6 separate regions of the Homo sapiens genome follow, and regions 1, 2, 3, 5 and 6 are each linked to region 4. A link is a loop called in an ENCODE intact Hi-C map of the cell type or tissue named here. Cell type or tissue: heart left ventricle. All regions are shown on one strand. Region 1 overlaps LOC102723490 (a long non-coding RNA gene). Region 2 overlaps CCDC169-SOHLH2 (CCDC169-SOHLH2 readthrough). Region 3 overlaps LOC102723490 (a long non-coding RNA gene). Region 4 overlaps DCLK1 (doublecortin like kinase 1). Region 5 holds the start of DCLK1 (doublecortin like kinase 1). Region 6 overlaps CCDC169-SOHLH2 (CCDC169-SOHLH2 readthrough).

Evidence for each region. Peaks named below come from ENCODE experiments on the same cell type or tissue, not always from the same donor. Only the 100,000 strongest peaks of a DNase experiment are listed, where the experiment ranks them.
Region 1: a loop joins it to region 4, with 5 times the contacts of the local background. A loop is called at or near these places in 31 of 110 quality-filtered maps.
Region 2: it touches region 4 in a loop (17-fold over the local background); 96 of 110 quality-filtered maps call a loop at or near these places.
Region 3: it touches region 4 in a loop (5-fold over the local background); 30 of 110 quality-filtered maps call a loop at or near these places.
Region 5: a loop joins it to region 4, with 5 times the contacts of the local background. A loop is called at or near these places in 13 of 110 quality-filtered maps.
Region 6: a loop joins it to region 4, with 11 times the contacts of the local background. A loop is called at or near these places in 7 of 110 quality-filtered maps.

Annotation. Positions count from the first base shown.
Region 1 is chr13:36,734,389-36,739,388 of GRCh38, forward strand. All of the region lies in intron 3 of LOC102723490 (a long non-coding RNA gene), which reads right to left. Among named protein-coding and RNA genes, the nearest start is that of SERTM1, 63 kb to the left of the region's middle. In heart left ventricle, a CTCF peak has its summit at 1,943 (motif pointing left); no DNase peak of the experiment used is centred here.
Region 2 is chr13:36,272,864-36,277,863 of GRCh38, forward strand. All of the region lies in intron 2 of CCDC169-SOHLH2 (CCDC169-SOHLH2 readthrough), which reads right to left. The region is part of intron 4 of CCDC169 (coiled-coil domain containing 169); the gene reads right to left. Among named protein-coding and RNA genes, the nearest start is that of CCDC169, 22 kb to the right of the region's middle. RefSeq lists a silencer at 3,629-3,923. In heart left ventricle, a CTCF peak has its summit at 2,530 (motif pointing left); no DNase peak of the experiment used is centred here.
Region 3 is chr13:36,722,509-36,727,508 of GRCh38, forward strand. All of the region lies in intron 3 of LOC102723490 (a long non-coding RNA gene), which reads right to left. It overlaps LOC124903156 (a long non-coding RNA gene), which reads right to left. Exons shown (of 2, transcript XR_007063758.1): 2 at 4,933-5,000. Among named protein-coding and RNA genes, the nearest start is that of SERTM1, 51 kb to the left of the region's middle. In heart left ventricle, no CTCF peak of the experiment used is centred here; no DNase peak of the experiment used is centred here.
Region 4 is chr13:35,976,137-35,981,136 of GRCh38, forward strand. The region is part of intron 3 of DCLK1 (doublecortin like kinase 1); the gene reads right to left. Among named protein-coding and RNA genes, the nearest start is that of DCLK1, 150 kb to the right of the region's middle. In heart left ventricle, a CTCF peak has its summit at 2,566 (motif pointing right); a DNase peak (open chromatin) is centred at 3,667; H3K4me3 peaks cover 381 bases; H3K27ac peaks cover 1,649 bases.
Region 5 is chr13:36,131,058-36,136,057 of GRCh38, forward strand. DCLK1 (doublecortin like kinase 1) reads right to left here and starts at 325. Exons shown (of 17, transcript NM_001330071.2): 1 at 57-325. In heart left ventricle, CTCF peaks have their summits at 3,088 and 3,287; DNase peaks (open chromatin) are centred at 314 and 1,054; H3K4me3 peaks cover 1,057 bases; H3K27ac peaks cover 838 bases.
Region 6 is chr13:36,205,495-36,210,494 of GRCh38, forward strand. All of the region lies in intron 6 of CCDC169-SOHLH2 (CCDC169-SOHLH2 readthrough), which reads right to left. The region is part of intron 1 of SOHLH2 (spermatogenesis and oogenesis specific basic helix-loop-helix 2); the gene reads right to left. Among named protein-coding and RNA genes, the nearest start is that of SOHLH2, 6.6 kb to the right of the region's middle. In heart left ventricle, a CTCF peak has its summit at 2,410; no DNase peak of the experiment used is centred here.

The DNA.
Region 1 (5,000 bases), 760 kb after region 4:
TAGCAATGCAAGAACAGCCAATACAACATGTGAGGAAACTGCGTGATAAAGAAAGAAATAAAGAAACTTGCCCTTATTACACAGCTATTAAGTGGCAAAGAAATCAAGCTTTCAACCCCAATGTTTATAATCCTAGAGTTGATACTCTTTATCAGATGTCAGCTCAATGAGAAAAACAAAAAGTCAGAGGAGAAACAAATCTAGATAAGTGGCTGTTAAACTTCATAGGGACTCTAACCAGAAAATTTGAGGACGCTCTAGTTGCCTCCCTGCAAAAATGCACTTTTATACAACACTGATACAATTTCAGGCTGCCCCTTGACCCATTGGAGGTTCTGCCTGCAGCCAATTTTATCATGCCTAATTGAGAGCTCCAGATTGGATGATGAGTCACTCTTCATAGTGAAGTAGTACTCCTTACACGAATAGGGTTTCATGTGTCTAATGCTTCCTACTAAACATATACTGAAGGAAAAAAGTTGATCTGAGATATTACAGATATTATTGTCTTAGCTGCCTTAACCAAATGCCGTAGACTGGGTGGCTTAACAACAGACACTTAGTCCTCACGGTTCTGGAGGCTGGAAGTCTGAGATCCTGGAGCCATCATGGTCAGGTTCTGGTGAAGGCTACCTGCCTGGTGGCAGATGGTACACTTCTTGCTGTGTCCTCACATGGCAGAGAGCAAGCTCTGAGGCCTCTTCCTCTTCTCATGAGGACATAATCCATCAGGAGGCCCACTTTTATGACCTCATCTAAACCTAAAGATCACCCAGAGCCCCCATCTCCAAATGCATTGGGGGTTAGAGCTTTGACATATGAATTTAGGGAGGTAAAATTCAGTCCATAGCAGATGGATGAGAACTATGTTTCTTCTGTTTGCTTAAGAAGGAACAAAATACTCATTAGTGGCTTATAACCCAACTGGCTCTAAGTGGAGGGAGGTACCAGACTGATTTTGAAATCTGCAAAGGGCAGGGTCTCCATGGGAAGGGAGGGCCACAGACATTGGTCACACTGAGCAGTAATGTCAAAGCACTGCTACAAAACAGGTAAAGGACCTTGCTAATACCGTCTGTCTTTCCTGTTTGAAGATGATACTAATAACAGTAATTTCTACCTGTGATAGCTTTGGGAGCAAATTAGGCTGAAAAAATTGACATATAATGAATGTCCCTTTGTGTTTGTAGTACAGAGGGTATTGGCAGAGCCTGAAGCTGTTTGATAAGCACAGCACAGCTCACTATTAACTTTAGCTGGAACATTTATAATTTAGTCTCAGACAATGGCGATCAAGTGCTTGGGGATGGGGATGAAGGCGAGGAGGCTAGTCTCTTTTTATCAAGCTGCAAAAAGAAAGCTAAACACTTATTCCTTCATAAAAGGAAAAAATAGGTTATCTTGAAATGTATTGGCAATTCTTTATTGTTTCTTTAATAAGTAATTCTACATTTAAGAAGATAGGAAAATATTTAAGGGTGACTACATACCCGCTGTTCATTTGGCATTTATTTAATGCCTTGAAAGAATAGGCATTCTCATATAAATGCGTTGAGTTCTGAAAGTTTGTACTTAGGCAAATAAAATTTTCCATAAAATTATAAATAATTTTATGTTATACATAATTATCTATATTCATATAAATACATTCATATATGTGTGTATATGTGGCTTTTTAAAAGTATTAAAATATATTTTAATTTTTTGCTTTTGGAATCATCCTGCAAACCTAACCATTATTTATGACATTTTTATGGGGGAAATGCAATTAATGTTAGAAACCTATATAAACCTACCCCTGGCAAAAGAGGAGACCTTCACTATCTTCTATGACTCTGTAAAGCAGAGAAGGGATTTTTGTTCTCCACCAGCTCTGGTGGAAGCAGTTTTCCTTTCCTCTGGCAGCTATTTTTGCAAGTGGAAAGGAATTCGCCCCCTGGTGGTGACCACATATTAACATGAAATATTTATAAATCGAGTTTTTATGTGTTACAAACTGCTTATGCATGCCTTCATTTGCCCACCCTGAGATTTTCTTGTAAATATTTATATGTCCCAAAGCTTTTAGGGCATCAGCTCGCATCCGAAAGAGGCTCTGCAAGTTTTCTGTGTAATTATTAGGGACATCAACTCTTTACTAACTATTGAACAAGAATAGATGACTTATTCTTGCAAGCTCCCAGGATATAATCATAAGCAAAAGTGTTTTTCTTCCAATATGAGTGCACCATCATAACTGTGCTCTAAGGTGGGTCCCAATAGTATTACTAAATTTCTAACAAACTAGTCCCTAAGTTGGAATTTCTGTAACACACACACACACACACACACACACACACACACACACGTTCTATCTATCAAATTTGATGGACAAGGTAAACTGATCTTGTCATTCCCCAGATACAATTTTCACTGCCCACAATTTTCACATTGCCTTTTTTATGGTCTTCCTTTAGCCGTGCTCTCTAGAAGAAATTCCCTTTTTCTTTCTATATTGCCTTAAATTTCATGGTCCAACATCCCCTTTCTCTAGCAACATGAAGTATTTATTCTTTCTCTTTCCTGAGATATATTGTGAACCTAGAAAATGCAAAGCTGAATAATGTGATCTCTCCTGTATTAAAAAAGGAAAAAGAACTTTTCTGCCTGAATTACCCTGCCTGGACTATATAATTAGCACCTTCTTATACATTATCTTGTCTCTAATTTTTAATTCCACACATTTCAAAACTTTATTATATAATGTCATATTAAGGTATTTCTAAATTAGAGTATATGCTCCTTCTGAGCAGAAAAATTTCTTACGCATCTTATACGGGTTGTGCATGCCTAATCTGAAGACCCAAATTCTGAAACGCTCCAAAATCTGAATGTTCTTGGGCACTGACTTGACACCACAAGCAGAAAGTTCCACACATAAGTACTTAGCACAAGCTTTGTTTTATGCACAAAATATTAAACATATCATATAAAATTACCTTCAGGCTATGCATATAAGGTGTATATGAAATGTAAATAAATTTTGTGTTTAGATTTAAGTCCGATCTCCAAGATATTACGTATATGCAAATACTCAAAATCTGAAAATACTGAAATCTGAAACACAGTCACAAGCATTTTAGATAAGGGATACTCAACTTGCACTTAATTTTTCATTCATTACTTCACTTCAGGGATTGTTTACCACATTTGTTCATTCATTTATCTAATTCACTCATTCAGTTAGCATCTATGAAACGTGAATGAGACACTGTTGATATCATTGGGTCCATGGGGCCTAAGGGCTATTTCCATAATGTGTGCTCAACAAATACCCGTGGAGTAAATAACCCACTCTCTTACCCAGTCCTGATTTTCATTATCTGTGAGCTGGAAAGCTAGTTGCTATGAAACAGAACAAAGGTAGCTGCAAAAAGATGTTTTCCGACATCCTGATATAATGACCCTGACTCTGCCTCAGTTAAATACAAATCCCTTCTGTCTAGCTGAGATCTCAGTATATGTGTCCACCAAGTGGCCTCACGGGAAAAGCAGGAACCCTGAGGAATAGAAGTGGTGATATTTGTGCCTGAAAGCGTCTGCCTTTCACTGTGAATGAAGCATGAGGCAGTGTCATCTGCCGAGAGAAAGGAAATGTCATCAGGGAGGTTGGGGCTTAAGGAAGAGGGAAGAATCCCTGGGAAGAAAGCAAGAGGCTGTTCCCTGGAGAATCGCCAAAGGATAGCTTTGAGCATTTCACTGAGATTGGAGACCAAAAGTATGTGGTGACAACGACCTGTGATTTCCTCCAACAACATTCAGTACCTGCTTCAAGGGACAGAAAAGGCCAGTTTTACATTAACCATGGTCAGAACACAGCAGGGTGATACCACTGGCAGAAATGAAGGCCCAGGCAGGAGAACAGTTTGAGAGATGCTCCCTCGTTTCTAGCCAGGGATGGAATAGAAGGAAGCGAAGCAATGAGGGGAATGGGAGCTTGGGAACCAAAGGACTCGCTGGGCATGGTGGGTAAAAGCTGGAGAACCAAAAGGCTGTGGTCACAGGTTATTTTCATATTGACCTTTGCAACTTCAGAAATGAAGTTGTTCTTGGTGAGAATGAAGTTGAGGATGGATAGCTCATGTAGAATAGAAGTAAAAGTGAAACGTTAAGGAGACCAAGTTAAAGTCTGGATGGATTCTTCACCAGAATATTAATACTATCTATAATTATGGCAGGAGTTCTGGAAGCCAGGCCTTCTGTGAATTAGATGGCAAAATCTTCAATAAATGAAGGTTGATAGGATGGGGAGAGTGGGATAGTCACACAGCCATGAAACTCAAAAACATAGAAAAATGCAGGGAATTTTGCCCCTTAGTAAAGTTTAATTGGTTTATAGTTTGGTTCATTCTGTAAAGCAGCTTATCTATTTAATAACTCAGGAAGCATAAGCATGGTTGGTAAATATATCAAAACTATGTAAATTCAGAAATAAATACTTAGAAAAAGCTTACAGTTTTATTCTGTGGTTTTCTAATGAAAGGCAATTTACCAGCCATTATGCATTTCCTATCTCATTTGAAAATAACACAGACTGACATTTTACTAATTCATTATGACTGATCAAAATCATATTTTGTTTTATCTAAGGTTTGGATAGCATTTAAGTGTTGTACTGGGATGCTTGTTTAGAAGGATTATGCCCAAGATTAATTTTTTAAATGACTGGATGTGAACATGTTCTCTTTCTGCACCACTTCTCATTCAACTTAGAATGCAAAGTACAAATCTTATTGCAACCTAACAAAATTCCTTGAGAGTTAAGAGTCTGGTTTCAAAACTGAGAAAATGTCATACAGAGTGTTTTAAACTTAAAGCAAAAGGATAGTGTGTGAATTCAAAGCGATAACGGTAAATGCTAGACATTAGCAAGTCTTTACTTCCTCGTCAAATACATGAGGAAGTGTAATCTATAGAACCTCATTATCTCTAGTTTGTGAGAAAGGCCATGGAGGAAACTA
Region 2 (5,000 bases), 300 kb after region 4:
TGGGATGGCAGAGGGGTCCCAGTGACCAACTGTTCCATGTGTTCATCTTCAACTGTCTCCCAGTTTTCAGCTCCTTTCTCACCCCCACCTTCTTCCATACCTGCCAAGTTCTAAAGCACTAAGCAGGTCAGAAGAGTGAATGCATTATTTTCACTGATATTCTTCTCTGCAGGCACTCTGTTGTTGTTTCCTCAACTTCTATCAAGTCAATTTGTATTCTTCCAGCTATGAGCCTTCCAAAATTTGTTTAAATCACTCACCTGCTGAGATTTCTTCTTATCCATTAATTTCAATGATCAGCTATCATGTCTTGTCTAATAAATATCATATCCAAATGTAAAAGTAGGCCCCTGGGTGCCTATTCTTAACATTTTCTTCACAATTCAAACTCAACTTCACCTATTTTGGTGATTTATGATAAAAAATTATGATTTTACTTACACCAATTATACCCACAGTTTTCCAATTTTACATTTGTTATTGGATTTTGTCAGGTGGGAGTACTTTAGGAGTTTTATACATGGGAAGAATATGGGTTTGTGAGATAGGAGCATGTAAGAGTGAACACACCAAATGATGTAATAGTTATAAAAAAAATATCCTGAGGCCCCACACACATACTGCCTTACTTACTAGCTTCACAAGCAAAAAATGTTTTGACTAAAATGGGGAACATTCTAATTATGCACATTTGCATTTTTTAAAGCACAATAATACTACGCTTCAATAATATTTCTACTATTCTACAAGATTTAAAAATAATAATTTTATACTCAAAAACTGTGAATTCTAAAATAGATCACATTTGAGATTGCTAACAACCCACCCTGGTATTTGAGTTAGAAATTCCATCAATGTTTTTATTTAAAATTTTTTTGTAATGTACTAATTTCTAAAGCTTTATAAGCACCATGTGGAAAATGTATTAAGAAGCAGCTTCATAGCAGTTGTGGTCTTCGTGCCTTGTCCTTCGTTCTTTCTTCACTATTATCTTTAAGCTTTAACACCTTGGTTTCTTCCTCCAGCCTCTAACACATGACTTTGTCTCCCAGCTCTGTGCGTGTTCATTCTCTCCAGGCTCAACAGAGAGACACAAAGTATTTTCTCTTCTGCAGTTAGCCTCAGCATTGCCCCCACACACAGTTACAGCTGGTGTGGCCCAGAATTCCCAGAATAACCCACTTCATTCTCCTTCTCTATACCTGCTTCCTATGAGTTGTGTTTTAGGCATACTATGCTTTGAAATTATACTATAACTCAGGAAGTTAGGATGTTTCATTGTGGCAATCTCATGGGAATAAGGCCAGCATAAAAATAAATTATCCTGGGGAGACGACAAAAACACATTATAGATTTTGCAAAAACGACAGCAATCATGAAGTAACCTGGACCATTAACAAGAAGATATTTGTAATTATCCACTTATAAATATACATACCAGAGATCCTTGAAAAGTATAAAATTGTACTACAATAACTTTAAGGTTCCCTCTTATTTTACTGACTCCAAAATGAACTAGATATCTTTAAAACAGAAGAACAGACTCTCTCATTCCATCACTTCCAATTCACTGGACTGTTCATAACTTAATGTTCTTGATCTTCCCAAGGAGCTGCTTTTATCTGATTATATAAATCAATGGTAATATACTAGAAAACTGCAGCCTGGAAAGACAAAGCAACGCCACAGTTAAACTGAAAATTCTACTAGATATTAACAACAACGAAAATCATATACATAAAGCTAATTCTATTATCATAAAAGAGCTGTTTTGTTTTGTTTCTGACACTAATAACTTCTTAGCATTCCAAGCAATAACATATTTCACCTACGATCTTGTTTTAATTTGCTTTTTAAAGGTCATTTTCCAAGAGTAGATTGAAACAACAGGGTAAGAATAAGAAATTTCAAGATACTGTTTACACACCTGAAATAAAGTATACTTAGGTTTTTAAAAAAGTCCCTCACCTCTATCCAAAGCAGAGAGAAAATTCCATTAGCTGCATTTTTTTTTTTTTTTTTTTTGAGACAAAGTCTCCCTGTCGCCCAGGCTGGAGTGCAGTGGCGCGATCTCTGCTCACTGCAGGCTCCGCCTGCCAGGTTCACACCATTCTCCTGCCTCAGCCTCCCGAGCAGCTGGGACTACAGGCGCCCACCATCACGCCCGGCTAATTTTTTGTATTTTTAGTAGAGACGGGGTTTCACCGTGTTAGCCAGGATGGTCTCGATCTATGACCTCGTGATCCGCCCGCCTCGGCCTCCCAAAGTGCTGGGATTACAGGCGTGAGCCACCGCGCTCGGCCTGCATATTATTTTTAAACCAATGATTGCTAACAAACACACAAAAAAAAAGTAAAAAAAAAATCACTCCACTGAACGCTTACAAAAGAAAAAACAGGAGAATACAATGTAGTTAAGCACAGCTCCTATATATATAGTACTTTTCAATATAGGCAACTGCAACAATGAAAGAACACAGCCTTCTACATTCTTAAATACCAAATGCCCCCTTGTGGACAGCACTGTTACTAGATTTGCATATAAAATCTGTTTAAACTAACTTTTCTGTCTGTGATTTGAAGCTATGTACCTATCAATTGACCATTCTGATCTTGGAGAGAACACAAACCCAGTGAGGGCTGTCCACAGAACACCTCAGGAGGCAGTCTCAGAGATTATAGCATTTTAATAACCTCAATACTTTAAAAATATATACTTACACGTGTCAATAGTGCTCTAGTGTCACTAATTTTAATGACTGGTTATCAGGCATTAAAAACAACATTTCTAAGAATTTTCAAAAGGCATAAACTACCACAGTGAGCCCAGTGGGAGCATGACTAATTGGGTGTACAGTGAGGTAATGGGTCCCAGGAAGACCCAAATAGGGCTGGATGTCCATCAGGCAGCACAGCTAAAAGAAGAATCTGAATCATGGTAAAGAAATTAGTATCACAGTCAGGAAAATGGTGTGGGGCAACAGGATGAAGAAAAGATAAGTAGGTCAATGAGTAATAAGACTGGAAGTCAGAGAGTGGGACATGACATGGACCACAACAGAGAATAATAGAGGGGAGAGTCTTGCTTCTCTGAAGAGCCAGGTGTGTGATAAAAACAATGGCCCGATGGTTTAAAAGAACTAAGACTTAAAACCATCTCTTTCTTCAGGCTTCTCTTGCTTTTGTAATATGTTCTTCTCCTGTTTGTCCTATGGCAAGCTGAAACATATGTCTGAAGGGAATATAGACAAACAGGCAAAGATTAATATTTCAAAAAGCCAATTCATCAAAGGATTAATTTGCAGGGAGACCAATCTACCTACGATTCCAAATTTACTAAAAATTCGCTTTAAGGAAAATCATTCATATATGTGAACTTATAACCTGAAATATACTCTTTTTCTAAGAATATTTTCAATAATAATACTAAATGCTAAATGATTTCCGTAAGTTTTGGGTTTTCAACAAACATTTATTAAAATGTTACTAAATAAAATTATATTCATTAGAACATATTCAAGGATTTGGATTTCGGCAAATTGGCTTCCTGTGAATTGGTTTTCTACAAATTGATCAAGAGTCTTCCAGAGAATGTTTGAGATGAGATTAAGTATTTTCCTAAATAATGTTTCTCTGTTTCTACACCTTCTCCCCCATTCTTTTCACCACCAGCTAGTCTTGTTAGCTTTAGGAACAGGATCCATCTGACTGACTAAGCATATGCACTGGTGAGAGATTTCCCTGAAGGATCCAAGCTGCCTGGGTGTAGTGGAGGACAAGGGGGAGGGTACTGATAGGAAAACTAGAGAAAGAGAAAAATAGGGGTCATCACTTTTATGACTCTGAATGAGTCAAGGAATAGGACTTCCACTTTGCAATACAATTGACTACAGGGATATGGTGGGGCTTGTTGATAAGAGCCATTACAGTAACTTATCACAAGCAAGGCTGTATTCCACATCTTTCTCTGAGGGATATACATCCCCTATATCTGTTGATCTTAAGTTGTGCTCTGTAATAGAGCCTATTGTGAGGTCTGCCAAAAAAATACAAATGTCCAGGCCTTACTCCAGACCTACCAAATTTCTGGGGAAATCCTCAGAACGTATACTTTTAATATACATTAGTATACATACATAATGTATATAAAAGTATACATTAAGCAGCACTATTCACAATAGCAAAGACATGGAATCAACCCAAATGCCCATCAATGATAGATTGGATAAAGGAAATGTGGTACATATACACCATGGAATAATATGCAGCCACAAAAAGGAAAGAGATCATATCCTTTGCAGGGATATGGATGGAGCTGAAAGCCATTTCCCTCAGTAAACTAATGCAGGAACAGAAAACCAAACACCCCATGTTCTCACTTATAAGTGGGGCCTGAACATTGAGAACACATGGACACAGAGAGGGGAACAACACACACTGGGGCCTGTCAGGGGGTAGGGTGGGGGAGTGGAGAGCATTAGGAAAAATAGCTAATGCATGCTGGACTTAATACCTAGGTGATGGGTTGATAGGTGCAGCAAACCACCATGGCACATGTTTACCTATGTAACAAACCTGCACATCCTGCACATGTACCCCAGAACTTAAACATTAAAATTAAAAAAGAATATACCTTTAATATATATTAATATGGCTACAGGTCTTTGCTGAACATACCTGGAAATTCTTGGAAGGAATTTCAGGTAGGCACTAAGTCCCGTTTTGGTGAATGCACATGTTAGAGACTAGAAAATGTACACCCAACTAGCTCAAGGGAAGTAAAGGTTCTGCACTTTTTATTAAGAGGGTTAAATATCAGCTGGGTGAGGTGGCTCACGCCTGTAATGGGAGGCTGAGGCAGGCGGATCACCTGAGGTCAGGAGTTCAGCCTGGCCAACATGGCAAAACCCCATCTCCACTAAAAATACAAAAATTGGCTGAGCGTGGTGGCAGGCACCTGTAATCCCAGCTACTCGGGAGGCTGAGGCAGGAGAATCGCTT
Region 3 (5,000 bases), 750 kb after region 4:
ATATACAATTAGCTTAAAGATAATTTACTAAAAGGGAATTGATAATATGCGGCAAATGAGGTAGAATTAGATTGAGTGTTATCCCAAGAGCTATCTTGAATGCAGAGGCAAGAAAAAAGACAAAATTATATTCAGGAAGGAAACAGCTCAAATGCAGAAGAGACAGGATGGGGCATTAGGGTGAAAGGGCAAGATGAGGCCACTGATGGGCAGTGAGGATGGTGACTTGAAGCATCAAGCAAACAAAGCACAGAGTGGAGCAGGTGAGACTGGGAAGTTCAGGATATTAAGTCATGAATACGCCTTGTTCCGGGTTGCCAGCTATACACATTTCTTAAAGGCACCGCACTCCATTTATCACCATCTACATACTTAGAGTAACATTCTAGTCAGAGCAAGGTCAAGGTTTCTTTAGGTTTCCTTGGCAGAACTTTGTGAACTTTTGTGGGTGTGCTAGAGATGGGCCACACACTTTTCTGCCACAGACCTCCACGCCACAGCTGAGGTTCGGGCAGATCTCTGTAAACCTGGACATTCATGCTCCAGCTGGGCTACCACAGCTCCAGTTCCTTGGCCCTTGCTCCACTCCCATGGGATCTCATGGTCCGGGGAGAGTTTCAGCTGTTCCAGGCCTAGCAAGGCAAAATCAAGTACCAAATGGATAGATTTTCACAGAGTGGAAAAACAAGAAATGGCATCCCTGGGATAAGCCCAGGAGCCAAATCTCCAGTTTTCAGCAGGGCCCGATGGCATAAATGAGAGAGTGGAAATCCCCTTAGGCTCTGTACCAGACCTTATGCATCAAGAGTTATCTTGCAGGTATCCTCCAAGTATCATCTGGTCTATGGTAAGCAAGAGTGTGACTCATTAAAGGCACTACAGCAGATTTAATATACATGAAGTCAAAGCTGTCGAATCCTCTGTGCACCTGAAATGTTGGGGCTGGGGCCCATTACAGAGAGAACTTAAGAACAGCTTTGCTGGTGGGAGACCTCATGCTTGAGGTATACAGTGGAGTGTCCTCAAGTAGAGTGCCAAAGACTGAAGTCCTTGATATCTAACTCTTCATCCAGGCTCACCCTGGCCCTCCACAAAATTAATATCTTTGAGTAAACATATTCTAATCAGGCTTTAAATAACTTCAGTTAGTTACAAGTGTGCAAGTTCATCATGCCAAATCCTTGTTAGAGTTTTCCCTTCCTGAGTCCCCCTACCTTTCCACTTCTAACTCCTTTAGTTTGGTTCTTATGAGATTATTTCTTCTTGGATTCCTGAGATGAAAAGCAATAGAAGAGGGCAGGTTTATCTAGAAATAGAATAGGTTAGCACTGATAAAAGTGGCTGAGGTCAATGAATATTTAAAAGAAGCCAAAAAGTAATTGATGAGGACTCTTGCTTTTGAAACCTCATTTTCCAATCCAAAGCACAAAACCTACAAACTGAGGTGAAAATTCCCTTTGCACCATCTTCTTTGACATTGCCAGTCATTGAGAGAGGACTGTGGAGGATAGTTAGGCTAAGGGTAAGGCTTAGAATGTGTTGGTTCTTCGTCTTCCCAGAAGAAATTGCCTCAGGGTTCCCTGACCTTGGGAATCCTCTCTGCAGAAGCAGATTGAAGCTAAAGCCAATTCAAATTATCAAGGCGAACTTCCTAGTCACATTCTGATCACAGATGAGTGGATTCATGAATAGGACTGTTCCAAAGGCAAAATGTGCATCTGGAGAAGTTTGGGCTCCCTTTTTGGTATCTTAATCCCTACCAAACTCTCTCTGGGCCGAAGTCTCATGCCACCCTGGCCCTGAAGTCCTGTTCTTCTGCCCCCTCTCATGGATCTTCCCTGTCCTGCAGGTACATTCTTGGCCTACATGCCCTGGGTTTTCCAAGGGGAGGAGCTAGCTAACTCACCAAATTATCTTCACCTGCACTAATAAATAAATAGAAGAAGCTAATGGAACTCCCATAAGATCATGACTCTTTGGAGATTATTTTGCTTTCTAACAGTGACCTTCCAGAAGCAATGCCTTAGAAAAGAAGTAATTCTGATGGAGAAGTATTCCCAGTGATGTAAAAGGGATAGCAGAACCCTAATAGATGTGAAGGGATAGATACCTTTAGGTAGGGAAGTCCTTGCACGGTTTCTCAGAGGTAAGTATCTGATGTCCTGCTTACATATGGAAAACCTGTAGCAGTGAAGAATTCTGCATCATTTGTTTAATTTTTCAGAGTCATTTAACAAACATTAATGAGAGGCCTATTATATGAGGCCCTGTGCTAGGTGCTAGAAATATAAAGTAAATAACAGGCTGGGCACCGTGGCTCACACCTATAATCCCAGCACTGTGGAAGGCCAAGGTGGGCAGATCACTTGAGCCCAGGAGTTTGAAACCAGCCTGGGCAACATGGTGAAACTCCATCTCTACAAAAAATACAAAAATTATCCAGGCATGGTGACCTGTGCCTGTAGTCCCAGCTACTCAGGAAGCTGAGGTGGGAGGATCGCTTGAGCCCGGGAGGCAGAGGTTGCAGTGAGCCGAGATCACACCACTGCACTCCAGCCTGAGCAACACAGTGAGGCCCTGTCTCAAAAAAAAAAAAAAAAAGATAAAGAAAAACAACATAGATATGTTGCTGCCCTCATGGAACTTACATTCTAATGGGGAGGCAAACCAAAAATAAATGTGAACAGACAAACAAAATCTGTAAAGCAGGTTGGAGTTGTATTAAAGACAGTGTCAGGAAAGCCTTCTGTAAGGTGCAAACATTTAAGCTAAGATTCAAAAATGAAAGCTGTCAGCCATGCAAAGAGGTGGGAAACAGTGTTCCAGGCAGAGGGAACAGCCTGTGCCGAAGTGCTGGAAGAGTGTAGCACATTCAAGGAAGGGAAAGAAGAACAACGAGGCTAGAGCTTGCTGACAATGGGGAGAGGGACACAAAATAAGCTTAAAGAGAGAGGTAGGGAACAGAGCATGTCGATAGTAAATCATGGCCTTGGAGTTTATTCAAAATGAAATGAAAAATCCTCCCAGGTATGAAGTCAGGGATTACACTCCAGCATGCATTTAGGAAGCGCTTGCTACCCTGGAAAATGGGCTGTAGGTGGACAAGAGTGGCCATAAAGAGACAAAAGCTGATATACAGTCCAGGCAAGAGATGATGGTGGCCCAAATTAGGCGGAAGAGTGGATAGAGGTGAGACAAGTTTTTACAGATAGAATCAACAGGACTTGCTAATGCACTGGATATATTGGTTAAGGGCAGGGGAAGAATCAAAAAAGGACCAAAGGGAAAGAGGGCTTCACAGCCCACTCACTATCGCCCTCCCAGGGTTGTGACTCCTGATGCCTTCTTGAGCTTCTGAGAACTCCCAGGCCTTGAGAGAAAGATATTGCTTGGATCCATTAGAGGCATCCCTCTCCATGAGTAAAATCATCTATGAGACCCACTTAAAGTTTTCCACTTGAATTAGAAATTCTTTCTGAGAAGGCACAAAGAAATCAAAAAGACTTCGTGCATTGAACTGCACTGACGTTGGCATGAGAAAATGATGACTTGCTTTGAGATAGTGAAAGATTCTTACTGAACTGCCCAGAGCAGTTATCAAAAGGTTTAAGAAAGATGTCAGGAAGTCCAGTGCAATATGAGTGACTAAGTGAGAATTCTGATTGTAAAGCTGGGCATGATTTATTTTTCTGCACTAACTCAATGTAGAAGCCTCCAAGTGATCTCTTCCAAACACAAACAAACTCTTATGACAGTAAGCCTGCAGTAAGTAATACTTTGGTACCTCATGGTTTTCTGTCTTGAATGCTACCTATTCCTACAGATGGCCTTGGGAAATATTCACAGATAAACATGGATTCTCTTCTCTTCTCTTTTCTTTTCTTTTTTTTTTTTTTTTTTTTTTTTTGAGATGGTTTCTCACTCTGTTACCCAGGCTGGTGTGCAGTGGCATGATCTCAGCTCACTGCAGCCTCCGCCCTCCTGGGTTCAAGTGATTCTCCTGCCTCAGCCTCCCAAGTACCTGGGACTACAGGTGCCTGCCACCATGCCTGGCTAATTTTTTTTGTATTTTTAGTAGAGACGGGGTTTCACTATGTTGGCCAGGCTGGTCTCGAACTCCTGACTTTGTGATCCACCCACCTCGGCCTCCCAAAGTGCTGGGATTACAGGCGTGAGGCACTGTGTCTGGCCATGGATTCTCTTTTCTAATAACTAGCATAATCACTATCAGTAGAAAATCTGGTACAAACCAGGATGAGCTAGGGCTCTGGGGGCCCCCCTGTACACTCCAGAGAGCCAGGAGCCCTGGCCCCTTTCCGCACGGGAGATCTGGGATGCCTGACTGCTGGAATATAGGTGTTCATGTGTCTATGATGGTGACTCCCCAACTTTCCCCAGTTCTCAACACATGTGCCCAACTCAAGGCTAGGAAACAGCAAGATGGTGAAATACTGTCCTGCTGCCTTCCCACCCAGGACCTTCCTGGTCTTCCCTGTCTCAGGGAACAGGTCACAGGTCATCATGGAGAATTCTACCCCCCATTGGGCAGATGGATCTTCCAAAATGATGCCGGTTATTTTGGTGGCTGTGGCTTTTGGTTGTGTGTGTGTGTGTGTGTGTGTGTGTGTGTGTGTGTGTGTGCATGTGTGTGTTTTCTGTGACCACCCAGTCTTCCTGGTGCATCACACCTTGTCCTCATATCCCCTGTTCCCTCCACAATAACAGAAACATTCCCAGGGACTCTGAGGAGAGATACTGTTGTCACTCCAGAGGAGAGATACTGCTGTCACTCCAGAGGACATTTTTTTAGCAATAAAATTGAGTGTCAAGTGTTTTGTTGAAAGTAATGAAAGTAATCACAGAAATATTTTTTCCCATTGTCTTCTAAAGCAATGCTGTTACGGTTTAGTGAATAAAAAATGGAAATAACTTACTTGGCAACCATTTTCAATGTTGTACCTTTTCTTTCATAGCTGTTAAATAAAATCTATATACTACAG
Region 4 (5,000 bases):
CATGCGGGTAGGGTTCTTTTTCAAAGCATTGTAGGGTGGGTTTGGAGGCAGGTTGGGAGGAGAAAGGAGGTCAGTCCTGACCAGTTCTGATCAGTCCAGGAAGGGCGTGGGCAAGTAAGGAAGGACAGCACAGGCACGTGATGCTACAGAGAGAGAGGTGACTTTGGAGCAGCTGCAGCCCAGATGGAAGCTCCTGGCCACACTGCCACCTCAGCATCTTGCCGAGGCTGGCACAGTGCTCACCGTCTCCTCCCTAACAGCCTCAGCAACACTTCTGGGCAGGGATGTTGGTGAACCCTTAGCAGATGATGCTTAAGCCTGTGAACTCGAGGCAGAATTCTGTGAGTGACCCTGAGAAAGGTCCTCCCAGCACTTCAGCTTCTCCGAGGTTTTTTTTTTTTTTTTTTTTTTTGAGACGGAGTCTCGCTCTGTCGCCCAGGCTGGAGTGCAGTGGCGGGATCTCGGCTCACTGCAAGCTCCGCCTCCCGGGTTCATTTCATTCTCCTGCCTCAGCCTCCCAAGTAGCTGGGACTACAGGCGCCCGCCACTGCGCCCGGCTAATTTTTTTTTTGTATTTTTAGTAGAGACGGGGTTTCACCGTTTTAGCCGGGATGGTCTCGATCTCTTGACCTCGTGATCCGCCCGCCTCGGCCTCCCAAAGTGCTGGGATTACAGGCGTGAGCCACCGCGCCCGGCCTTCTCCGAGGTTTTAAGTGAGGCATGCCTGGCTGGACGCTGCACTAAGTTACACTTTCAGTCACACAAATGAACAGACCACGGCATTAACAATCATCAGCACAGTGTCCTCAAAGAATTAACAAAGCCTCAGGAAGGATATAGAGAGCTTAAGCCTTAGTGGAATCTGGATTATATTATTTAAGGAATTAAATCAGAAATAATTCAAAAAGCTTCATTTGTGAAACTTGCATCCACTCCAGATGTTAAGAAATGACAAAAATAAAATGCTGTATTTTTCGTGTATGTGTGTGTGTATATATATACAGAGAGAGAAAGATAAATTCAAATTTTATCAACTGTTCCAAATATATAAGTTACTTCATGCATATCAGGAAGCTGAATACAGAACTATGAGCCTCATAAATGCCAGCTGATTATGTTCCCAACTCAGAGTGTCTGGGCAGATTGGGCAAGTTTTCCCCCTGAGCAATCTGCTGTCTGCATTTCTGCGCTCCTTCCTTGGGGTGGGCAGGAGGGAAGGGTATGTCAGCCACTCCCAGCTCACCCCAAATAAGTGGCCTGAGGGCAAGCAAAGGATTGGTGAGTCCAAGGACTCTTTCTGAGGAGGTATATTTTGGTGAATGACTATCACGAAGCCCTTTTGACTTAAGCACATGGTTCTCCATTGCCCCAATATTAGGTATTTGCTAATTAAAGTACAGAAATGCACACATTTAATACTGGTCATCAGGTGTATTCTGATGGGTCTAATGGGCTATTTTTTTTTTAATTCCACACAATACCTTGAATAATGAATGAGGAAATTACCTACAAGACCAGATCACAGCCAGAGATGAATGTTGGCAGTGACATGAAGAAGGCTGAGAACAAATGATTAGGTTTAGAAAATCCCAGCTCATCAACTCTGGTCTGCTCTTCAGTACCTAAGAATGGTGTCATACACCCAAGAACAGCTCCATGTTCAAGCACTAACTCCAGGCCCAGATGTTGTCTCGGTGGCATAGCAAATAATGGAAAGTTGCTCATTTCTTTCCCCATGAAGAAAGTCAAGGTTCGGAAGCCATCATAAGTTAATAGGACTAACGTTCTCTACACAGTGGGCACAATTACATTGTCAACAAGAGCTCTGTGAGTATTCAAATGTCAGCTTTCTTTACAGACTGGGTAGATAATAAGCAGAATGTCATTGTCCCTGAAAGAAATATTAAGGAAGTATTACTAACGATCCATTACAAATTGGTGTCAATTTCAAATATGTCACTGTGTTGACAGGATATAAATAATACATGAAGAAAACACTTGCACATTAAGAATCGATTTTCTGCTTTGTGCAATTTAGAGTTCCAGTTTTTTTTTTCTTTTCTTTTCTTTTTTTTTTTTTTTTTTTTTTTGACGGAGTCTCACTCTGTCACCCAGCTGGAGTGCAGTAGTACGATCTCGGCTCATTGCAACCTCTGCCTCTTGGGTTTAAGCTATTCTCCTGCCTCAGCCTCCCAAGTAGCTGGAATTACAGGCACGCGACATCACGCCCGGCTAATTTTTGTATTTTTAGTAGAGATGGAGTTTCACCATGTTGCCCAGGCTGGTCTCAAATTCCTGGGCTCAAGTGATCCACCCACCTTGGCCTCCCAAAGTGCTGGGATTACCGGCGTGAGCCACCGTGCCCGGTCTAGAATTCCAGTTTTTCATTCAATAAGTCTACAATGTAGTACTCTTATAATATTCTTTCCATTCTCACTCAATACTAGATTACAATTAAGAGAGGAAAACTCAGAAATCATACACAGCAGAATAATTTGCTATTTTACCAATGAAATAGAATTTGAACACTCTCAAACAACCAACATGTAATATCACAATTCGCCACTTGGTGTCACTAGACCTCCAGGAAACTCAAATTTACACTTACCCTGACAAGAGATTACGTTAGATTTCCACACCTTTTTTTCTGTAAGGCCCCATTTCACACAAAGATATTACAAAATGACAACGGCATGAATTATCGGAATGATGGAACTATCTTCTAAAAGGGTAGTAAACTCAGGTTAACTCCCAAACAGAATACACACCTATTACCTTACTAGTAAGAGTAATAACCACCAATTATTGAGCACCAGCCACAGTGCTAAGTGCTCTACCTATATTGTCTTATCTAATCCTGAAAACACGATCTTCCTTTAATGGTAGTTGTCTTTATTTTTAAAATGAGAAACCTGAGCTCTGCAGAGGTTAATAACTTGCCAAGCTGTTCCCAGTACCCAATCTCACATACAGATCTCTGCTAAGCCATGAGGCCACAAAACAGAAGCTATGTTTTTGGTCTGGAGAAATATTCTCCACCTGGAAGACAACCCTTACCCACAAAAAGGCAGTAGCCCAAGGGCTGTCAACGAAGTGCCAAGCGACTTTCCAATGACTATTAAAAGTAAAAGAATACAGCCCGGGATTCAGAAGACCCGGCCGGGGAAGGACTAATCAATGAGGTTTCATGGAAGACAAGGGATGTCAGCTGATCTCTGCATGGGGTTCAGAACTGAGACAGCCAGAAAGAGGACATGTGAATGGGGTGAGGCGCAGAAAGCTTCTAAACAGCCACTGCCATTGCTTGGCAAATGCATGACAGCCAATCCATAAACAATATTGTCCCAGAGCTATCCTTTCCCGTCAGATCCCAAAGGCCCACTCGTTTCTCACTGCTTTCCACTCCCAGTGCCAAAGTACTGACTCATAGCATTTTTGGCTAAAAGGGAAGGAACTGAATTTTCTTTTTTACTTTTAAAAAGATGCTGAGCTGGCTCCTCAGTCAAGTGCTGATGATTCACTGCGAACAAATCCCAGTGGCGAAAGGCCAATCACGGTCATTTACCTTATTCAAATCTTAACAGCTGGAGAGCAGTGAGTTTTTGCAATGTGGTACCCTGCAATAAGGGCTGAAAATGACCTTTGTCTCCGCAAAGGCAACCACATGCAGGCGGCCTGGTTCCTCTTCAACTGGACATGAAGGATTCTCTGAGCAGCTCTGGCACTAAGTCAGCTGGACCTGAGCACACTGGCTCTTCTGTGATTCTGGGAAAAACATATTACAACTCAAAGTGTGCTGTTGAAAATATAACAAAATCCCATCTACTTGGGACCAATAGGAGATACACTTTTATTTTTTGTTTCCATAGTAAAATACACATAACATAAAGATCTCCTGCCTTAAACCATTTTTGAGTGTACAGTTTAGCAGTGCTACGAACATTCACATTGTTGTCCAACCATCACCACCGCTGGTCTTCAAAATTCTTTTCATCTTGTGAAAATGAAACTCTGTATCCATTAAAAATGAACTCCCTGGCTGAGTGTGGTGGCTTACGTCTGTAATCCTAGCAATGTGGGAGGCCAAGGCGGGAGGATTGCTTGAGCTCAGGAGTTTGAGACCAGCCTGGCCAACATGGTGGAACCCATCTCTGCTAAAAATACAGAAATTAGCCAGGTGCAGTAGTACGCACCTGTGGTCCCAGCCACTCGGGAGGCTGAGGTGGGAGGATGGCTTGAGCCCAGGAGGTGGGGGTTGCAGTGAGCAGAGATCGACCACTGCACTCCAGCCTGACAGAGGGAGACCCTGTGTCAAACAAAACAAAACACGGACTCCGTGTTCCCCCCGGCAACTACTTTCTGTCTTTGTAATTTTGAATACTGTAGATCATGGTAGCAAAAGTAGAAGTAGCCCCTTCTACTTTCTGTCTTTTTAATTTTGAATACTATAGATCATGGTCCCCAGCCTTTTTGGCACCAGAGACCAGTTTCTTGGAAGAAAATTTTTCCATGGACGTGGGCTGGGTGCGGGGATGGTTTCGTGATGAAATCATTCCACCTCAGATCATCAGGCATTAGATTCTCCTAAGGAGTATGCAACCTAAATCCCTGGCATGCTCAAGCAGTAATGCTCACTCATCCTGCTGTCACCTCTTGCTGTGCAGCCCAGTACTTCTTCTTTTTTTTTAATGTAATTTTTTGTTTAAAGAAGGGGTCTTGCCATGTTACCCAGACTGGTCTTAAACTCCTGGGCTCAAGTGATCTGCCCACAATGGCCTCCCAAGGTGCTGGGATTACAGGTGTGAGCCACCATGCCCAGCCCTAGTCCTGAATATGAAGACACAAATAGGTTAAAAGTAAATGGATGGGGGAAAAAAATCCCATTCCAACACTAATCAAAAGAGAGCCAAAGAGGTAATAATAATATTAGACAAAGTAGATTTCAGAGAAAAGAATATTGCTAGGAACAAAGAGAGCCATTTCATAATGCTATAAGGTTT
Region 5 (5,000 bases), 150 kb after region 4:
AGTCCCCCGGCCGCCCTCCCCGCAGCTCCCGTCCCCAGGGAAGGCAAACCACGCACCGGTCCGCGGAGAGACGCCGCCGGGGGTCTTTGTGGCCGCGCTGGGGGCCGCCTCCTGGTGCTGTCCTCGCCGGGCTGGGCGCGGCCGGGGCTGCGGGGCTGCAGGGCTGGGGGGCGGCGGCGGGGCCGGGCTGGGCGGCAGCAGCTGCTGGAGCGCGGCGCCTCGGTTGCGGCCACTAGTGCAGGGATGTGCCTCGGCCCGTCCTCATTGAAATGCGGCGCTTCGCACAGCCTCACTCCAGCCTCTCTCTCCAGAGGAGGGCGGCGGCGGCGGCGGCGGCGGGCGCGCTCCCTTTTCTTGTCTCACTCGCTCACACGCCCTCCCGTCTCCCTCCTCCTCCTCCTCCTCCGCGTGCGCGCCCCGTCGCCCCCGCCCTTCTTGGCAGGGCGCACCCACCACGGCTGCGCCCCAGGTCCTCCTCCCTCCCAGCGCCCTCTTCCCACCGCAGCAACCTCGGTGCATCTGGCTTGACTACACCCCTAAACCTCCCTAGTCCCCACAAGTAGTCTTTGGGAGATGGGGGCAGATCAGATGGTGGAAGAGAACGTGGACAGGGCTGAGTCTGAGCCAGGAAGTGTGCAAGGCACAGAGGTGATATGGCCGAGAGATGAGGCCCCCACCGTCGGGGGAGGGAAGGAGGTACCCACACTCATACCTTTTGATGTGACCTCACGGTCTGACACCTTTCCCAGGGTATGGAAGCCAGTGGATCACCTTCTCATCCTTTTTGCCCGGGATGCACCCACGCAGTGCCTCTTCGGATGACCAACCCTCCCAAGCTATGCACTCTGGTGCCCCCCACATTGGGAAGAGCTGGATCTGTTCATGGATCCCACCCATCATCTCCACTTAACCCCAAGACATGAGTCACTCTTGGAATAGTGACCTCTGCTTAGAGTCAAATATGTTCCAAAGGGCCCTTGAGAACTGAAGGGCCAGGTTTCACTGCTGGACACTTTGTGGCTGCCAAGGCTGGGTCTGCGGTGGAAAGCCCCATGAGCTCATGCGAGCCTCTCCTCCCAGAGGGGGAATGTTCTCCTAGCCCAGGCTGTTCACAGCTTCCTCCAGTCTTTGCACAAAAGTCCAGGGAGTGGGAGCAGCTCCCAGATTTCGGTGAAATCTTAGACTGGCTCAGTACGCAGCCTGAATTTTGATCCAGTTAATCTGACTTTCAATCCTGTCGTCCACAACCTGTGTTTGTCCCAAATACACATGAGTATACAAAATACACATAAGTATTTTTCTCTCTTCCTGAGCCTACACCTTTCAATGGAACATTAAAATTTTATTTTTCTCTTGCCCATTGATCCCAGTTATGTGTTTGACTACTTATTATTAAAAAGTTCTATTCTGAAATACTTTCCAAGTATGATGTAAATGTTAAATAATTACCATTTGTTTTAAAACACAGCTCAAATGAGATCCATGCTACATATTCCACAAGTGATGCGATATTTATTTTTGAACTATTTAATAGCCCAGAGATGAGAGTACAGTGAACTCACCAAATTAACTAAATGCAAAGTAGTAAGCCTATTCTTTCACATTCTGAGGCAAAATGAGAGCCATAGGGGTAAATTAAGAGAAAGGAAGAAGCCAAGTACATCTTCTGGAGAACAGAAATCAGAGCTTCTTTTTATCTTGCCAATGACAAATGCCAAGTGATTTCTTCCAAAATGCTAAGCCAAGAAATAAATTTCATCTCTTAACCCCTATGGATATTCTACTAGGGTCATTTCTTAAGAGCTTTAAGTAACTCACCATCATCTTACCTCTTCCTAGCTGTTGTACCTAGCACACACAGATAATGTGTTCAGAGAATCACCTTGGTGTTTGACTCTCTCAGTAGCAAAGTGCTCTCACTAGAAATAGTTGGGCATCATTAGCTCTTTAAGGAAACCAGGGGGCAACTGATAATTAAGTAGATGAAGACATTAAATAGTATACATTGGCCCTACAGTATGGTCATATCATTTAGTCCAGGACAGCAGGCTGGTACTAAAGTTCATTCCAGGGCAGCTTAAGCATTTGGCAAATCTAATTTATATTCAACAATAATTCCTTATTGAAATGAAATCTAACTAGAAAACTCCTAATTCAAGTAATTTTCAAAAACGAATGCTACTTCCTTTATATTACTAAGATATTGATCAAAGAAGTGAATGGAACTAATACATCCTTTCCCCCAGGATCATCTGAAAGTATTGGAGATCTCATTCTAGCTCCCAAAAGCAAATGCTATTTAAGCTGTACCCCAACTACCGCCCCAAGCAGACACAGCTCTATATCCTACAGGTTGAAAATGACTAGGCCTCAACTCTCTCAGTGGCTCCCATTAATTTAGTGCTTGCTTTTTGCCATGCTGGGGGCTTTCATACATTTTCTTACTTCATTCTCATAAGAACCATGCAAGGTAGGCATTGGCATTATTATCCTCATCTTACAGATGAAGGAATTTAGACATAGAGAGGTTACATCATTTGCCCACAGTCATGTAGCTTAAAAATGTCAAGCCCAACTTCAATATTTAAAATCGGTATGTTTTAAAATTCAAGTCAGTTTTTCAATTGCTAAGGCCATATGCTTATAAAGCAATACCAAATTCTAGTGCAAAGTGTAATCTTTTTTGGAAAATGCAGTCTTTTAATCAAAGAGCTTATTACTTCATAACAGAGAGTTAACTCCTTGCTATCATGAACACTGCTTCTTTTAGTGATGGATCCCCTCAAATGTGTCTTTGGACTAAACTTCTCATGAGGACATTTGCACTTTAACCTCTGGCAACGAAGAGGATGGATAATCTTATCTAAGTGTGCTTGTCTTCCTGAATGTAAGGTTTTAGTGCAAACCAGGAAAGAGACAGAGAACCATTATTCTTCGGAATAATACTTTATAATTCACCATGTATCTTTTTTCAGGTTCTTTTCATTGGCTTCTTCATAAACAATATGCTTAATCATGTAGATGCGAGTAGAACTGTAGAATGAGAATATGAGCAGGAAGAGATACACTTCCTGTTTTTCCCTCTAGGAGGAAGAATTTGCTCTGGCTCATTCATAATCTCTCCTCTGTGGCTATGGGCATATAGTGCTCCTGGGTTGGGAGACTGTGTATATGTAGTGGCTGCCACAATTGTGAGAAGCAGCTTTACAGAACATAATCGTCAGTCTGATTTTCCTTTGTATTTCTTTTCTTCTGAAGGCTCTGTATGGCATTTCCTGATAGTTTGTCTAATTCCCTCTAATTACAGAGAACATACTTCTGGCTTCTACTAGAATCACAGAAACTCGGTGATGTCAGACCTTGGCAGAAGCCTATCAATTTTTACCCAGTGCATGAATTCCCTCCACAACAAGTTGTCTTCCAGCCTCCATTCTGTTGCGTCTGTGGCAAAAGTGAAGAGGAATAAGATTATCCCTTTGAGTGTTAGGATAGATCATGGAATTCTAGACACAGTAAATGAGATCTTTAAAAATAATTGTTTTAACTGGCTGTTTACCTTTGGTTTGGCCCTCCAAACATGCTGAGGTCCAAACTACATGAGATTCTGGACCTACACAGAGGAAGAAAGGCTCCTACTACTCTCATAGAACCTCTATAAACTAGCAGAGAGCTTCTGAAAGCTCTTTTCTTCGTTTCCTGCCTAAATGTAATTTGCTTTAGTAAAGGGGAACTCTGCACAGCCCACTCCCCTGCTGGACAGCTCCTCAAATTCAACTAAGATCCACTTCCCTGGAATTTTCCTGTGTACCCTGGGTCTACCCTTTAGACCTGTGGAGAACAAATCAAATGGTCCTGGCTTTTGCTTGACAGTCTCATTACTTTCTCCCAAATTTGACTCCTCATTAACTAGGAATCCTCAGCCCTTCAACTGCTTCTCATTTGACATCTTTGGAAATGCTCACAGCAGTGCAACTGTCAGTGTCTCCCTCCACATCTGCCTCCCGGAACTGGGCATGGCACAGCAGGGGTGGTCTGACTAGGGAAGCTCCATGACTTCATTGGCTGTTGACACGGTGCTTCCATTATAGGAAGCTAACGTCTAATCAATGTCTCTGACAGGCATGCCATGCTATTGACTCATCCAGTCAATAAAAATCTCCATGCTTTTCACATGTTTTGCTCTTAAGACCACTCATTCTGCATTTGTTTAATTAGATTTGGGGGACCTAAGTCCAGTGCCCACTTGGAATTTTCCTTTATTAACCTTGCGTATTGTTATTTGCTCCCCCATTGAAACCTGTTGAGTGAGATCCTTTTGGATCCTAATGAGGGCGCATTATACTTGAATGATCCCTCCAGCATCCTATCAGTCTGATTAACACTGCACCAACATCATCATCTCAGTTGTTGATAAAAGCTTTCAACAGAACATGGTCACAGCAGGCTCCATCACCTTACTGCCCACGGTCTCTCTCCAGGTTGATGGCTGATGGCCAATGACTCTCTCAACGTACTCAAGTAATTAGAGGTTAACATGTTCTCTCCAGAAAATAATTATCTAGAGATCCAGTGATAGGAAAATTCACATTTTTATATGAAGGATTATATCCTTGACTTCAATGCCATTTTGAGGTCATGAGTTTTACAGACCACATAATTTTTCATTCATTCATCCATTCATCTAATAAGTAATTTTTGAGTGTCTCCAATGTGCCAGGCACCATGCTAGGTAGAAGTAATACAATCATGAGATAGAGTTACAAATATCCTGTGCCCAGGCATTGGTAGCTTGTAGGGAGATTGGATTAAACCCATACTTACACAAACAATTATTTAAGTACCGTGAAGGAAAAGAACACAAATAACTTCAAGGAGAGTGTTTCTTCCCCGAGGAAGTAACATTTAAGCAGAGACCTGAAATTTGCCAGGCAACAAGGGGGAAGGGCATTATTCCAAGGAGAAGAAATAGCTGAGTGAAGACTTTGAGTGGGAAGCAGCTT
Region 6 (5,000 bases), 230 kb after region 4:
TCAGTATAACATGATTTTTTTTTAATTCTTTGATCTGTTAGGCAGTGAATCATATTAATAGATTTCCTAATGTCAAGCCATCACAGTATTGCTGGGATAAACCTATTCATAATGTGTAATGAATTCAATGCCTTCACCTTTAGATTTTTGCATCTATGTTCATAAATGAATCTTGATATAATTTTGTTTTATTGTATTGCCTTATCTTGTTTAGGTATCAGGGTTATGCCAGCCTTGAAGAATAAAATATTGTTCTATGGTCTTGAATAGTTTATAAAACACAGAAATTATCTGCATCTTAAGTTTAGGTAAAACATGTCTAGAAAATCTGGTTCTGAAGACATTTATAGAGCTGGATCTTACATTTCATTTTATAGTTCCTTATTGATTAATGGTAAATTGAAGTTTCTCACCTTCTCTTAAATGAATTTTGTTCATATACATTTTACAAATCCATTTCATATGGAGTTTTTATATTGTTTAATGTTTTAATTTTAAAATATATATATAATACCTATTACTGGTGTTGAGTTCATTTTGCTTCTTAACTATAAATGTTTATTTTTTTCTTTTTCTGGTAATGCTTTATTGAGAATATAGAACTGTGTAGTCCAATACAGTAGCCACATGCGGCTATTTAAACTTATGTTAATTAAAATTAATTAAAGTTTGAAATTCAGTTCAGTTGCACTAGCCATATTTCACATTCTCAACATCCTCATGTGGTAAGTGTGGATTATCAGACGGTATAATTACACAACATTTTCATCATTGTGGAAAGTTCTATTGGGCAGCAAAGTAGAGGATCTAAATTTTCCTCCTAGTGGCATTTTGTTGTACCCCACACATTTTTATATATAGTGAGTTCATGTTCATTCATTGCTAATTAGTTTATAATTTCAGTTGATAGTTCCATTTTAATCTAAGACTTTTATTAAATACCTATATAAAGGTGTTTTTAATTTTCAAGGCAATAGTATGTTTGGTTTTTTATTTTTTTGACTATTTGTTAGTTGCTCATTTCTTATTTCAGTGCATTGTCAACAATGAATGTGTCCTGCATGACATCTACTTTTTAAAATTTGTTGACATTTTCTTCATAGCCTAATACACAGTTTTTGTTAATCGTCCATGGGTACTTGAAAACAATACCTGTTTTCTGTTGTGCATAAAGTTCTATATATCTTTTAGAACAAAATTGTTAATTCTTTCTTTGCTTATATTAGGTCTACTTGATCTTTCCGTTTATGAAAGAAGAGTATCAAAATCTCCTTAATTATGGTTTTGTCAATCCATCAATTTCTCTAATCATAGGTTATATTTATAATTATGGGTTAAGTACATAAAGGTTCATGATAATGATATTATATAAATATATAACTATAATATTTAACAACATATGTAATCTATGTTTACATAGTATGTTATTAGTGTATATATATAGATGATTCTATATAGCAAATACTACTATATAAAACATACCTCCTTGCCCTTTAATGTTTTTCACCTCAAATTTTATTTTTCTGATATACAGCTTAGTTCTTCATACCCCCTTATTTTAAACTTTTCTTTATCATCTTTTCTGTGACTTTTGTAAATAGCTTTTAATTGAATTTACAGTTTTTACAAGCTGATCTTTCAGTTTTTAATGTATGAATTTAAGTAATTACATTACTGACATTAACTAGTGTACATTAACTTCATTAATGTAATGTAATGAATTAGCTAATATCAATTAATTGTGAACATTTACAATTTAATGTGAAATGACCTTATTCCCTTTCATTTATTATTTCAGGCTTCCTATTTACTGTAATTTTTTTTTTCCATAGCTACTCTTAGGCTGATCAAATTTTCATTTTTCCATCCTGTTGTTCCTATAATGCTTTGGGAGTGAAATCCCTAATTTTTATACCTTAAGTGCTTAATTGTCTTTTTATTTGGAATTAATTTGACTTACAGAAGAGTTGCAGAGAGGGTATGGTGAGTTCTCATAAACATCTGACTCAGCTTCCCCAAATATTAACATCTTACAATCATAGTATGTTTATCAAAACTAAGAAATTGTGAGAAAGAAAACCCTAAGAAATTAATATTAGCATAGTACTATTAGCTAAACTACAGACTTTATTTGAATTTCACCAATTTTTCCACTGATAGCCTTTTTCTGTCCCAGGATCCCATCTGGATAATAGGTTGCACTTAGTCCTCGTGTCTCCTAGTTTCTTCTAATATGCAATGGTTTCTCAGTTTTTACTGGCTTTTGAGGAGTGCTGGTCAGGTATTTTGTAGAGTGTCCCACTACTTGGATTTGTCTGACGTTTTCTCATAATTAGACTGGAACTATAGATTTTGGGTAGAATACCATGGACATGAGCGCCCCCTTCTTATGGTGTCATATATCAATGAGAGATTTCCAGGGAGGTTCACCTTGGTCGCTTGGTTAAGATGGCGTCTGCAAGGTTTCTCCACTGTTAAGTCACTTGTTTATCCTTTCCACATTCTTGTTTTCAGAAGGCAGTCACTAAGTCTGGCCACACTCAATGGAAAGGGACTAAAGTACCACCTCTTGGAGGGAGGAATATCAAACAATTGTGGATGTACGTTAAAACCATCACAGTAATTAATAAATATGTTAGTGGAGATGGTTTGAGGCTTTGCAAATATCCCATTTCTCCTGAAAGTTATACCCTCTGTTCCTGCCCTTTATTTGTGGATCTTGCCTGTAGCAATTATTACTATGACATTCCATTGGTGATTTTCTATTTCCTTCCATCTACATTTATGATTTGGAAATCTTATGTAAGGAGGATATGTTCCTTTTCCCTCATTTACTTATTTAGTCAATTGTTTATTTAAATCAGTAAGGACATATTTATTTTATTCTTTGGGTTACAATCCAATACTATCATTTATTTTGTTACTCAAATTACTCCACTTTGGCCGCCAAAATTTCAGAAATACTTAATTATTAGTAAGTATACATAGCCATTTTCAATTAAGATGTAGAGTTAATCTAAATCTACAGCCTCTCTCCAAACAAGGCAGCATCCTTAACATGCCTCCCTCCACCCCATATACTTCCCAAACCATGACTATCTGGAATTTTAGTTCCAATCATTATTAAATATTTACATTTTTATTAACATTTACACTTAATTTTTTGTTTCTCTGAGTCTCACAGTTTCTTGTATCTCATATTTGCTTCTTTCTTGGATTCATTTTACTGAATTGCCGTACAGGCTCAGAAAATTATTTAAAGACCGTCTGATAGCATCAGAGTCCTACCAAGTCTGAAAACATCTTCACTGTGCTCTCACAATTCAGTGCAAGTTTTACCCAGCAAATACTTATAAGGTCAAAATCACTTTGTCTCTGAATTTTCCTTCTGGAATCCAAGTTGCTAATGAAAAGAATAAGCTGCTTCGTTCCTTTGGATGCTTTTCTCCTCTTTTTCCTCTGCATTCTGATAGTTTCTAGGCTGTGTTTAAGTATATATCTTATTCATCCTACTTGGCACACAGTAGCTCTGAAAATTTTCTTCTCTTATTTCTTTATTTCCTCCTTTCTGTTGTCTTTGTCTCTCCTTGTAAATCTTCTAAGAGATGCTGGATGTCTTAAATTGATCCTACATGCCTTGACTTCTCTCTCAGAGATTTCTTCATTTTTCAGATTACCAGCTTAGTCTTCACTCCTTCTAAGTATTTTTTTATATAATTTCAATCCATTTAATGTGAATTACTAATTTCTAAGATTTTTTGGGTAATTTTTCATAACCTGCTATTTTTAGGATGTGATATTCTCTCTACAGATACAAATTCAAATTTTAGAAGTTTTTTTTTTTTCTATTCCCTTATGTCCTAGTTTATTCAAGCTGCTATAACAAAAGACTATAAACTGAGTGGCTTATAAACAACAGAAATTTATTTCTCAGCTCAGAGGTTGGGAAGTCCAAGATCACAGCACTGGCAGATTAAATGTCTGGTGATGGCACAATTTCTAGTTCATAGATGGCAATTTATTTGTGTTCTCACATGGTGGAGAAGCAAGGGATCTTTCTTGGGCCTCTTTTATAAGGCACTAATCCCATTCACAAGGGCTCCTCCCTTATGACCTAATCACCTCCCAAAGACCCCACCTGCTAACGCCATCACCTTAGCAGTTAAGATTTCAACATATGAATTCGGTAGAGGGCACAAACATTCAGACTACAGCACCTTAAAAATCTGTCTCTTCAATCGTTCAGTGTGTGCATTCGTCTAGTTCTGTTAATGTCTGTCAATCCTTTGTTTCCAAACATAAATATGAATCAAGAACTAAGTGGGTGTGAACAGGCAGTTTCTCCTGCAGCTGAGGTGGTGTTTCCTCAGTGGGGGCCTCCTTTAATGGGACAACTGACTATGGGTTTGGTGAGAGTGAGCAGGATGAGTGAAAGCAAAGGCTGGAGAGCAGAAAGGCTGGCGCCAGCTAATTGTCAAAATCAAGGTGGGCTCTACTCTGAAGACCAAGTATGTTAGTTTATTTTCCTCCTGGAAAGAACTGCCTTTCCTTTCCTCTTTCAGTTACAGAGATCGGGAAATTACTCATACCAGGAGTCCTCATCTCATGTATAGTTCATTTTCTTTAGAGAATAGTTCCTGAGTTTTATCCTTAAGTTAAAGGCACCATTGCTCCTGCTTTAGTAGGAGTGAGCTGGGAGAGTCCACAGGGTAAATCCAGGGGGCCAACCTGGCCTGGGAGTTCTGTACCCAGCTAATTCAAACCAGGTGAGCACCCTTTGGGCTACTTTCATCTTTGTTTCTGTCAACATTGAGCCTGGACTATCACTAAAATTGTTTTATCACTGCATTTCTTCTCTTTGTGTCTTTTAAGCTGTGGATTTTCTACTTTTGTTTTAGGTGTAATTGGACCCCATTTGCTTTCTAAATGTCACATTTTACTGTGTATTTTTTTTTTTAACGTTCAGAGAGAAGTTGCTTTGTTCAAACCAAGATCCCATT